Linked DNA regions of Homo sapiens: region 2 is linked to region 1. The links are chromatin contacts, found by Hi-C or POLR2A ChIA-PET in ENCODE. All regions are on one chromosome and are shown on one strand. Each heading gives the region's core, a stretch centred on a gene start or an enhancer-like site at or near the end of the contact. The rest is flanking DNA. Distances are from core to core; before and after follow the strand shown.

Evidence for each region. A loop is a pair of places that touch in the nucleus more often than their neighbours do. ChIA-PET counts read pairs that join two places held with the same protein, here RNA polymerase II (POLR2A). Pooled maps may share reads with other maps.
Region 2: a pooled map shows a loop between it and region 1 (22-fold over the local background). The contact joins the promoter of XNDC1N here to the promoter of STARD10 in region 1. A Hi-C loop is called at or near these places in 6 of 50 pooled maps. POLR2A ChIA-PET finds 5 or more read pairs at or near these places in 2 of 52 experiments (GM12878 and RWPE1).

What each region holds. Positions count from the first base shown.
Region 1 is chr11:72,791,215-72,796,230 of GRCh38, forward strand. STARD10 (StAR related lipid transfer domain containing 10) reads right to left here and starts at 2,833. Exons shown (of 7, transcript NM_006645.3): 1 at 1,661-2,833. RefSeq lists enhancers at 958-1,457, 2,589-3,158.
Region 2 is chr11:71,926,276-71,931,291 of GRCh38, forward strand. XNDC1N (XRCC1 N-terminal domain containing 1, N-terminal like) reads right to left here and starts at 2,319. Exons shown (of 6, transcript NM_001375847.2): 1 at 2,090-2,319. RNF121 (ring finger protein 121) reads left to right here and starts at 2,771. Exons shown (of 9, transcript NM_018320.5): 1 at 2,771-2,849. The coding sequence starts at 2,787. It overlaps XNDC1N-ZNF705EP-ALG1L9P (XNDC1N-ZNF705EP-ALG1L9P readthrough), which reads right to left and starts at 2,319. Exons shown (of 11, transcript NR_172895.1): 1 at 2,090-2,319. RefSeq lists an enhancer at 2,152-2,461.

The DNA of each region.
Region 1 (5,016 bases), core at 1,583-4,082:
AAATCACTGGGAGGGCTGGTTAAAAGCCAGGTCTGAGGGCAATCCTGGCTTCTATTTGCTACCCCAAGGTAGTCCTTCTCGGAGTATACATTAGACACTAAATAAATGTTTGATGAAGATGTTTGACTACTGCCATGTAATGGAAAGATCCCTGTCGTAGTCCAGTTCTACCCCAACTCCTTGTGTGTCCTTAATAGAGTCCTTTTCTGGCCGGGCGTGGTGACTCATGCCCATAATCCCAGCACTTTGGGAGGCCGCGAATGGATCACCTGAGGTCAGGAGTTTGAGACCAGCCTGGCCAACATGGTGAAACCGTGTCTCTACTAAAAATACAAAAAATTAGCCAGGCATGGTAGTGGGCACCTGTAATCCCAGCTACTTGGCAGGCTGAGGCAGGAGAATTGCTTAAACCCAGGAGGCGGAGGTTGCAGTGAGCCAAGATCGCACCCTTGCACTCCAGCCTGGGCAACAAGAGTGAAATTCCGTCTCAAAAAAAAAAAAAGAGGTCCTTTTCCTTCTTTAGCCTCAGTTTCTCTGGCTGAAAAACAGAAATGATAAGTGAAGGCCCAGATAATTAAATGCTTGGAGGTGAATCCAAGATCCACCTCCAGATAATTCCATTGAATTATCTTGGATACCTTTTTGTTGTTGTGTTTTGTTTTGTTTTGTTTTGTTTTGAGACGGAGTTTCGTTCTTGTTGCCCAGGCTGGAGTGCAATGGCACCATCTCGGCCCACGACAACCTCCGCCTCCTGGGTTCAAGCGATTCTTCTGCCTCAGCCTCCCGAGTAGCTGGGACTACCGGCATACACCACCACACCTGGCTAATTTTTTTTTTTTTTTTTTTTTTTTTTGAGACAGAGTCTTACTCTGTCAGCCAGGCTGGAGTACAGTGGCGCCATCTCGGCTCACCGCAAGCTCCGTCTCCCGGGTTCACGCCATTCTCCTGCCCCAGCCTCCCGAGTAGCTGGGACTACAGGTGCCCGCCACAACGCCCGGTTAATTTTTTTTTTTGTATTTTTAGTAGAGATGGAGTTTCTCCACTTTGGTCAGGCTGATCTCAACCCCCAACCTCAGGTGATCCGCTCGCCTCAGCCTCCCAAAGTGCTGAGATTACAGGCGTGAGCCACCGTGCCTGGCCTATCTGGGATATCTTGAAGGATCTTGGATTTCTATTTCTACATATACCTGCCTTTCATGACTTGCCTGGGGAGGCCCAATCTGTAATGAGACCTCAGGGTCTCCCAGCCCTTCCCCCAACCTACCCCCAAAACCTCTAAGAGCACTCTAGAGAGAATCAGCTGCATACAGCCCAGCTCCACCGCTCCAAGGGTCAGAGAAAAGTCCCCTTCCCTGGGGTTAGCTGCATGATCCTGCAGGTGCCATGGTGTGCCTAGGTGCCACCTCGCTTCACCTGGCTGGGGAGTGGCTCCTAGACCTCAGCTCAATGCGCATCACTTCCCCTTCTCATCAGCCAGGCCAGCCCAGGTATCACCTCCAGCTCCACTGCCCCCAGATGGAGTTACCTGAGTACCCAATTCCTCCCAAGCTCAGAAACAGTGTCCACTGCCTTCCCACTCCTTTCCATTCAGAGTCTGTCCCCTTAGTGCTGCCCCCTCATCTGTCACACCTGGGTTCTTTCCCTTACTTGGGCCACTGACCTGAGAAGCAGGGTCTGTACAGCTCCAGCAACACTCTCCTCTTCCTCCAGAATTCTCCAGATCCTCCTCAGCTTCTTGGCTCTGGTGCTCATCTCAACACAGCAGGGTCTTCCTCCATCAGGCCAAGGTGGGGGTAGGAGAAGAATTGGGAACAGGGACTCCCCTAGGTTCTCAGGGTACAGTCAGTCAATCTAAGCCTGTATCCAACAAAGACACTGACCCCTGGGGTACAAGGAAGGGCTCCAGGCCCAAAGGCAGGAGGATTAGGCTTTAGCTCTTGCTCACAGCCTGCTGAGACCTGGGGCAAGCCCCTGTCCCTCTTTGGGCCCTCAGGTTTGCAATTTGCAGAATGAGGAAATGGGTTCCTCAATCTACAATCACCTGACTATAATAATATTTTGCCTTTATATACCGCGTGGGTAAATTCCTGAAAGTAAACTAAGCTGTTTTCACCCCTGGATCTCATTTGATCCTCCCAACAGCCTGTTTGCATTTACAAATGAGAAAGCTCAGTTCCCTAAGGGAACAAAATTACCCAAAGTCACACAGCAAGCTGGAAGCAGAGCCTGGGTGCAGTCCTTGAATCCTGATCCTTCCCTGGTCCTTTACTCTCTATGATGCTGGAAATCTGCCTGACTTCCTCTAACCTGTTGTCCCATTTGTAAAAGGACTGTTGTGAGGACTGAATTAGGAGAGGCGATGAAGAGGGTCATTCCTTGTGAATCATAAAAGAAAGGACCACAGAACGATGACTGGACCGTTAGGTTACTATTTATTACGGTTATCTTCGCTCAGGCGCCCCCACGTGTCGATCCCGAGACTCTCGGCTTGCGCAGGCGCTCTTTGGTGTTTACAGCGGCCGCGAAGCCCCGCGTTTGCGCGTGCGCTTCCCGCCCGGGACCGCCCAGAGGTCCCGGACTAGGGGCGGACTAGGGGCCGCTCTGCCTCCCGCCCCCTAGTGGTTGTGGCCGCTCTGTCACCACGGCTCCCGGGGCCTCTGTCGGCTCCACTTTGGTTGAGACGTCTCCACAGCCCAACAACGGCGGCGATCTGAGGAGAGGCAGGAGAAAATACGGCGCGCTCGGCATCGTCCTTCTGACCGGGGACTCCAGCATCTCAGTCATCGCGTCACCAAGCCCCACGTGCAGGTTCTGGCATCCATCATGGCAAACTGGAGACCGCGGTGAATTCCACCGGAATGGCGCGCGCATTGCCACATGGGAACTGTAGTTCTTGGCTAGGACCTTTCTGGGGCTGGGCCGCTGGAAAAACTACATTTCTCAGGAGCTCAAGAGTCAGGCTGACAGAAAGGGGGCCCGCGGCATGTTGGGAGATGGAGTTTGGGGGGTTCGTGCTAGCAGGGAAACAGTGAAGCAATGGAGCCAAGTGTTCTGAGCCTGGGCCTGTGGGTTTGAGTTGGGCAGGAGTTACACAGTAGCTCTTATAAGAGAGGAGTAGCATTGTTGCGGCTTTTAGAAAGAATGCTACTTATTAGTTGTGTGATCTGAGCGATCAAGACAAATGCCCCTTTATCTTTTTTATTTATTTATTTTTTGAGACAGGGTCTCTGTCTGTCAGGCTGGAGTGCAGTGGCCCCAGAACTGCTGGCCTCCCGCCTCACCCTCCCAAAGTGCTGGGATTATAGGCGTGAGCCATCAGGCCTGGCCAGATGCCTTTTTATCAACTACGATGGACCTTAAGGTTAAGGTTAAGGAAACAAACGTTGCCTACCTCAGGGCTCAGCTGTCAGCTGGCATGGCAACTTCTTAAATTTCTACTGCTGCCAGAAAAACCACACTCTTACTAAACCCCTAGCAATAGGAGCTATCATGCAAATTGTCAGACTCTTCTTTACTGAGATTTACAACTCAGACCACTACAACGCTGATCGACAGAGGACAGGCCTTACAAACATTCTTTCCTGATAAGTAACTGCAGACCTCAGGCCAGTTTCAGCAAGCTCATAGAGACTGCACGCAAACTGTGTTTGTGTCCTATAGTCCACCTTATGATGCAAAGAACCAAATTCCACCTCACTTTAACGCAAAAACCCCATCCCAAAGTGAACATGGAACATATGTTACAGGTGTTTACCCATTGTGCATGCACTCACATCCCCTCATAAATATGTATAGCTTTTCCCCAAAACCTGCTGAATATGTATGATTATTGTGAAATACAGACCCTGTGAGTCATAAACCAGCCTAGGCCGGGAGTGGTGGCTCACGCCTGTAATCCCAGCACTTTGGGAGGCCAAGACGGGCGGATCACGAGGTCAGAAGATTGAGACCATCCTGGCTAACATGGTGAAACCCCGTCTCTACTAAAAATACAAAAAAATTAGCTGGGTGTGGTGGCGGGCGCCTGTAGTCCCAGCTACTCGGGAGGCTGAGGCAGGAGAATGGCATGAACCTGGGAGGTGGAGGTTGCAGTGAGCCGAGATCGCACCACTGCATTCCAGCCTGGGCGACTGAGCGAGACTCCGTCTCAAAAAACAAAAACAAAAAACAACCAGCCTGCCTTTTCCCTATACAAAGAGAGAGCACCTTTGGTACCTACAGGAGAGTGTCTCTTTTCAGTTTGCAAACTGATGTCGCTAATGAAACTGCCCTCTACTATTTAGGCATCCTGGTGTTCTAGAGGGTAGCAGTCTGCACCTCTCACAGGGCTTCCTCTTCCATCACTCCTCAGAGACTGTATTCACAGGGGTCACCTGTGTGTGAGATGCAGTTTGTCTTTTTTGGGGGGAGGGCAGGGGCTGTTCGTTTGTGGTTTTTTTTTTGTTTTTTGTTTTTTTTTTTGAGACGGAGACTTGCTCTGTCATCTAGGCTGGAGTGCAGTGGCATGATCTGGGGCTCACTGCCAGCTCCGCCTCCCGGGTTCATGCCATTCTCCTGCCTCAGCCTCCTGAGTAGCTGGGTCTACAGGCACCCGCCACCACGCCGGGCTAATTTTTTTTTTTGTATTTTTTTAGTAGAGATGGGGTTTCACCGTGTTAGCCAGGATGGTCTCGATCTCCTGACCGTGTGATCCGCCCACCTCGGCCTCCCAAAGTGCTGGGATTACAGGTGTGAGCCACTGTGCCCGGCCTTGTTTTTGTTTTTTTGAGACAGGGTCTCATTCTGTCACCCAGGCTGGAGGCAAGACCATTGTTCACTGCAGCCTGGACCTCCTGGGCTCAATCTATTCTCCCACCTCAACCTCCTGAGTAGCTGTGTTTATAGGCACACACCACTACACCTGGCTAATTTTTTTTTAATTCTCACTTTAATTATGTTTTGCCTTTTTTTTTTTTTTTTTTAGATGGAGTCTTATTCTGTCACCCTGGCTGGAGTGCAGTGGCTCACTGCAACGAT
Region 2 (5,016 bases), core at 1,069-3,568, 870 kb before region 1:
ATAAATACATAAATAAATAAACACTCTTGGTTTGGCAATCCTGACAATCAAACTGCTTGTAGTTCTCACAAGATTAAGTTCTTTGAGAACTCCTTCCCTTACAAAAACTGTTGCTGCCATTTTTTGGTAATTACTCGTTTACCCTGTATGCCTTCTCACTAAGTAGCAAGCTCTTTGAGGATGTGGATTTTTGTCATGTTCATGATCTCCCACACTTCAGAGCAGCATCATGATTCTGTCAGAAACAATAAAGTAATAAATGATGTTCAGGAAATTGGTTGACAATGTGAAGAAAAATAAAAGTAGATCCCTACCTCACAACGTATCTAAAAAATTATACCTAGGCTGGGCGTGGTGGCTCACACCTGTAATCCCAGCATTTTGGGAGGTTGACGTGGGTGGATCACTTGAGGTCAGGAGTTTGAGACCAGCCTGGCCAACATGGTGAAACCCTGTCTCTACTCAAAATACAAAAATTAGCTGGGTGTGGTGGCACATGCCTGTAATCCCAGCTACTGAGGAGGCTGAGGCAGGAGAATCACTTGAACCCGGGAGGCAAAGGTTGCAGTGAGCCAAGATCACCCCTCTGTACTCCAGCCTGGGTGACAAAGTGAGATTCTGTCTCAAAAAATGAAATAAAATAAAATAAAATAAAATAAAATAAAATAAAAGACAAATAATTATACCTAAAAGGCTGGGTACAGTGGCTCACGCCTGTAATCTCAACACTTTGGGAGGCGGAGGCTCAGGAGGATTGCTTGAACCCAGGAGTTCAAGACCAGCAACATAGTGGGACCCCATCTCCACAAAATATTTTTAAAAATTAGCCAGGTGTGGTGGCACATGCCTATAGTCCCAGGTACTCACAAGGTTGAGGTGGGAGAATTGCTTGAGCCTGGGAGATGAGACTACAGTGAGCAGTTATCACGCCACTGCACTCCAGCCTGGGCGACAGAGCCGGACCCTGTATCACTCAGGCTGGGCACAGTGGTTCACACCTGTAATCCCAGCACTTTGGGAGGCCGAGGCGGGTGGATCACTTAAGGTCAGGAGTTCGAGACCATGGCCATGACCCCATCTCTGCTAAAAATATGAAATTTCCCCAGGCGTGGTGGCGCGTACGTAGTCCCAGCTATTTGGGAGGCTGAGACATGAGAATCGTTTGAACCCAGTAGGCGGAGGCTGCAGTGAGCCCAGATTGAACCAGTGCATTCCAGCCTTGGTAACACAGCGAGACACCGTTTCAAAGAAAAAAAAAAAGCACTCAGATTAAAAAACAAAATGAAACACAATACAATACTATATAGTCATGGCTACATATAATTATTAAAAATGGACTGGGAGAACACAAGCTAATTCTAATTCATAATAGTTGCTTCTGGAGAGGATGAGAGGGTAATAGGCTTGAGAGTAGAAAAAACAGGTAAGTTTAACTTTTATTGTATTATCTAGCTTTTAAAAAATAAGCAAATAAATCATAATGCCAGTAGTCAATTTAGGGTGATGGGTGTACAGTATTTACAATATTCTCCGTATTAAGTGTCACAAAATAAAAATGATTATTTTTAAGTAAATGGGATGCCTGTGGATGATGTAGATAATTCCCTGTAATTTTCTGTTGGTCCCAATGTAAAGCTGACTTTTCTAGACGTTCTGTGGGCTCACAGGCCATCCTAGTTCCATTCACCAGACAGATCCAGGCGGACGCCCAGAGGCGTGTGAGCTGGGGCTACAGGCTTGCAAGGTATCGAGTTCACCGGCTGCTGAAAAATCAGTTATGAAGGTATACGTAGGGGTGGGACAGTGAATGGTGTATAAAAAGGAGGGTAAGGCAGAAGCTGGGGCCGCAGGATGTGGGTTAGAAAAGTGTGCCGAGGTGTGTGAACTGGCATGACAGCCTAAGTAAGACGCGGAATGTGGGTGCCCTGGAGGTCCCGCAAGGCTCTTCAGCTCTCAGTTTCGGGAGCTCAAGCCGCACCGCTGCTTTCACAGCTCATCGGGAACAGGCTGCTCAGTTCATTTCCTTGATGGCCACCCTCCTCCCTCTCGGCCACTCCCCTCCCCATCAACAAATCCCAACGCCCCTCACCCGGGACCGTGGACCTCGAGGAGCCACCGTTGCCTCGGATCTCGGACCACCAAACCTATTCTCCCGCCAATTCGGCCTTCTGACCTTCGCCTTCTGACCCCGAGAGCTACTCTTCCGTCTTCCGTAGCACAGGAATGCGTTCTGGGGCTTCAAGAAGCTGCTGTTTTTGAAAATGAGTCCTACCGAGGCAAGATGGCAGGTGCTGCAGCCAGGAAAATACATTTCCGTGTGTTTTAATATTTATTTTCACTCACTACAACTCTTTCGTGGAGGGAGCGGAATTTAAACTTCCGGGTCAGCCTCAGTGCAGCTTGGGAAACGTAGTTCCTAGTCCCCACGTCTCGCTCCTTGGAGCCCAGACTGAGGGAGCGTCGCGAAAGTTGCCCGTTTTGGAACGCTCCCATTTGGCTCTCCAAAGGGAAGAATTGGTTAAATAGTTGCACTGAAAATAATGCGATTCAAATTTCTCATTTTCCAAGAACGCTCCCTTGCTGAAGCTTGCAAGGGCACGGTACTCCCCTCTCCTTGACCCTGAAACGTGCAGCAAGTAGATAACCTCCTGATCCCTGACAGTCTCCGCCTGTGTTGATGCCCCGCCCCCTCTGCTGGAGTCCGAGCCGCCGATTGGCTAGGAGCACTTGAGCAGCGGAAGCAGCTGGCTCGCGCGGGGACTGCGGTGAGGGGGCGAGCCGTGAAGATGGCGGCAGTGGTGGAGGTGGAGGTTGGAGGTGGTGCTGCTGGGGAACGGGAGCTGGATGAGGTAAGCGGAGTTGAGAGACGAGGAGAGACTCAACCTGAGACTGAGGGGAGGGGCAGTGAGGTATCGGGAGGTGGGGGTCTTAGGAGAGAAGGGAAAGATCCTGAGAGGGAAGGAGCTGACTAGGGGGCGGGTGCGTGGAGAGCGAAGTCAGAGGCACTCCTGACTTGGGGACTCCGAGGCGGCCTTGGGAGTAGAAGACTTGCATTAGCCTCAAGGGTGAAGATGGAGGACAGAGAGAGAGGTCGGAGGGGTGGGGGTGTTAAGATTTTGTGATTACTAGCTGGGTGTCTTAGGGTAGGACCGAAGGGCTAAGAGGTAGTTTGAGTTGGAGGGACGTGAATTTCTTCAGGGGAAGGCTGGGCTTCTACTGTGGGAGAGGACTCTGTCTAAGCCTAGGGTGGGGGTTGGGGACACAGACCGGGAAAGAGTGCTAATCCACTAGTAGTATAGCTTTGAGTTATCTTAAAGTTGGAACTGTTTTATTTATCGTTCCATTCTAAGACTTTGTATCTAATGCATGCTCAGTAAAGTTTTGGCCAACGAATGAAGGAACAAGTGGATGAATAAATGATTGTATGCCGGAATTCATGCATTTATTCACTTAATAAACATTATGACTTTTGCTCCGGGTTCTGGGCCAGGTGCTAGGGAGACAAGGGGCCCCTCCGTTGAAGAGCCCACAGTCTAGTGGTGGGAGACAGACAAGAAGACTAGTCATTGCATTAGAGATATAATGGTGGCACTGAGAAGTGTGCAACATTTCAGCTTGGGATAGGGAAGGCTTCCCGGAGTTGCTGAGTTTTAAACGATAAATAAGTGTCTCTCTCTTCTTCTGGATTTATGAGTTCCTTGAAGGTGAGCTCCTTGAGATTGTATGTTCCCTTTACCTATCTAATAGGCATTTAAAGACTGGTGTATTAAAATACCAGTGGTCCTTGAAGGAATCACTAGGAGGAAGGAGATGTTGAGTGTGAAAGGAATGAAGGGACAGGGCAGAGAAGCAGAGACAGAGGTGAAAAGATTCTGAAGCCATGGAGACATTGATAGCTAGTGGTGTTTGTGATCTTGCACATGCCAGCATATGGGCAAAGACATCACAGGAATAGGAGGAAGGGGATTGGTTGTCAGAGATAGAACCAGTGAGATCTCTGAGGGGTCAGAATCTTAGAGGCCCCTTGCTGTGTGTTGGGTGTGGGAAGAGTGGGGAGGATTGGGGATGATTGAAGATGAGGTTCAGAGAAAGGGAGAAGTGGACTTGGGAAGCAATAAGACTGTTGCCTGGTAGTGGGATGAGTTGGAGGAGTTGGATTACCTGATTGGGATCATTAAGGTGGGAGGAAGGGACTGAGAAATTGACAGGTGATCACAGCAGGGGGATTTTTAAAGAAGTGTTGTAGTCTTCTACCTCCCAATCACTAGAGACTACAGGTGTTTGGATACCAGTTGGTTGGTTAGGTGGAGTGGTTGTGGAAATGACCTCCAAGACCCCTTCTAGCTTTTACATTTCTGTGATTACAGTTGGCTGTGGTTCAGTGAGATATATTTGAAGACACTTTGGAAAGGGTAAATACTGTATTGAAGTTCTTATTTAAGGTTTGTTAGTCATGGGCTCTCCCTTGAGACAATTACGTATATCTCAAAGCTGTAGTTACATATGTCAGGGTTCATTGAGATAAACAGCAGAAGTTTTGGCAGAGGAGAAAATAACATTTTCTTTTTTTATTTGAGATGGAGTTTCGCTCTTATTGCCCAGGCTGGAGTGCAGTATTGCAATCTCAGCTCACCACAACCTCTGCCTTCTGGGTTCAAACAATTCTCCTGCCTCAGCCTCCTGAGTAGCTGGGATTACAGGCATGCACCACCACGCCCGGCTGATTTTTTGTATTTTTAGTAGAGACAGGGTTTTTCCATGTTGGTCAGGCTGGCCTCGAACTCCTGACCTCAGGTGAGCCGCCGATCTTGTCCTCCCAAATGTGCTGGGATTACAGGTGTGAGTCACCGCGCCCGGCTAAGAAAATAACATTTTCATTAAGACATGTTTGATTTTTGTTTCTTAGCTTTTCTTTATTGCTTGAAGGACTTGAGAGCGTCTAGTAGTATAATAGACTTTACAGAGTATCATGCATAGGAGTTAACTTTATATGAAACCACTAGCATTCATTCCAGG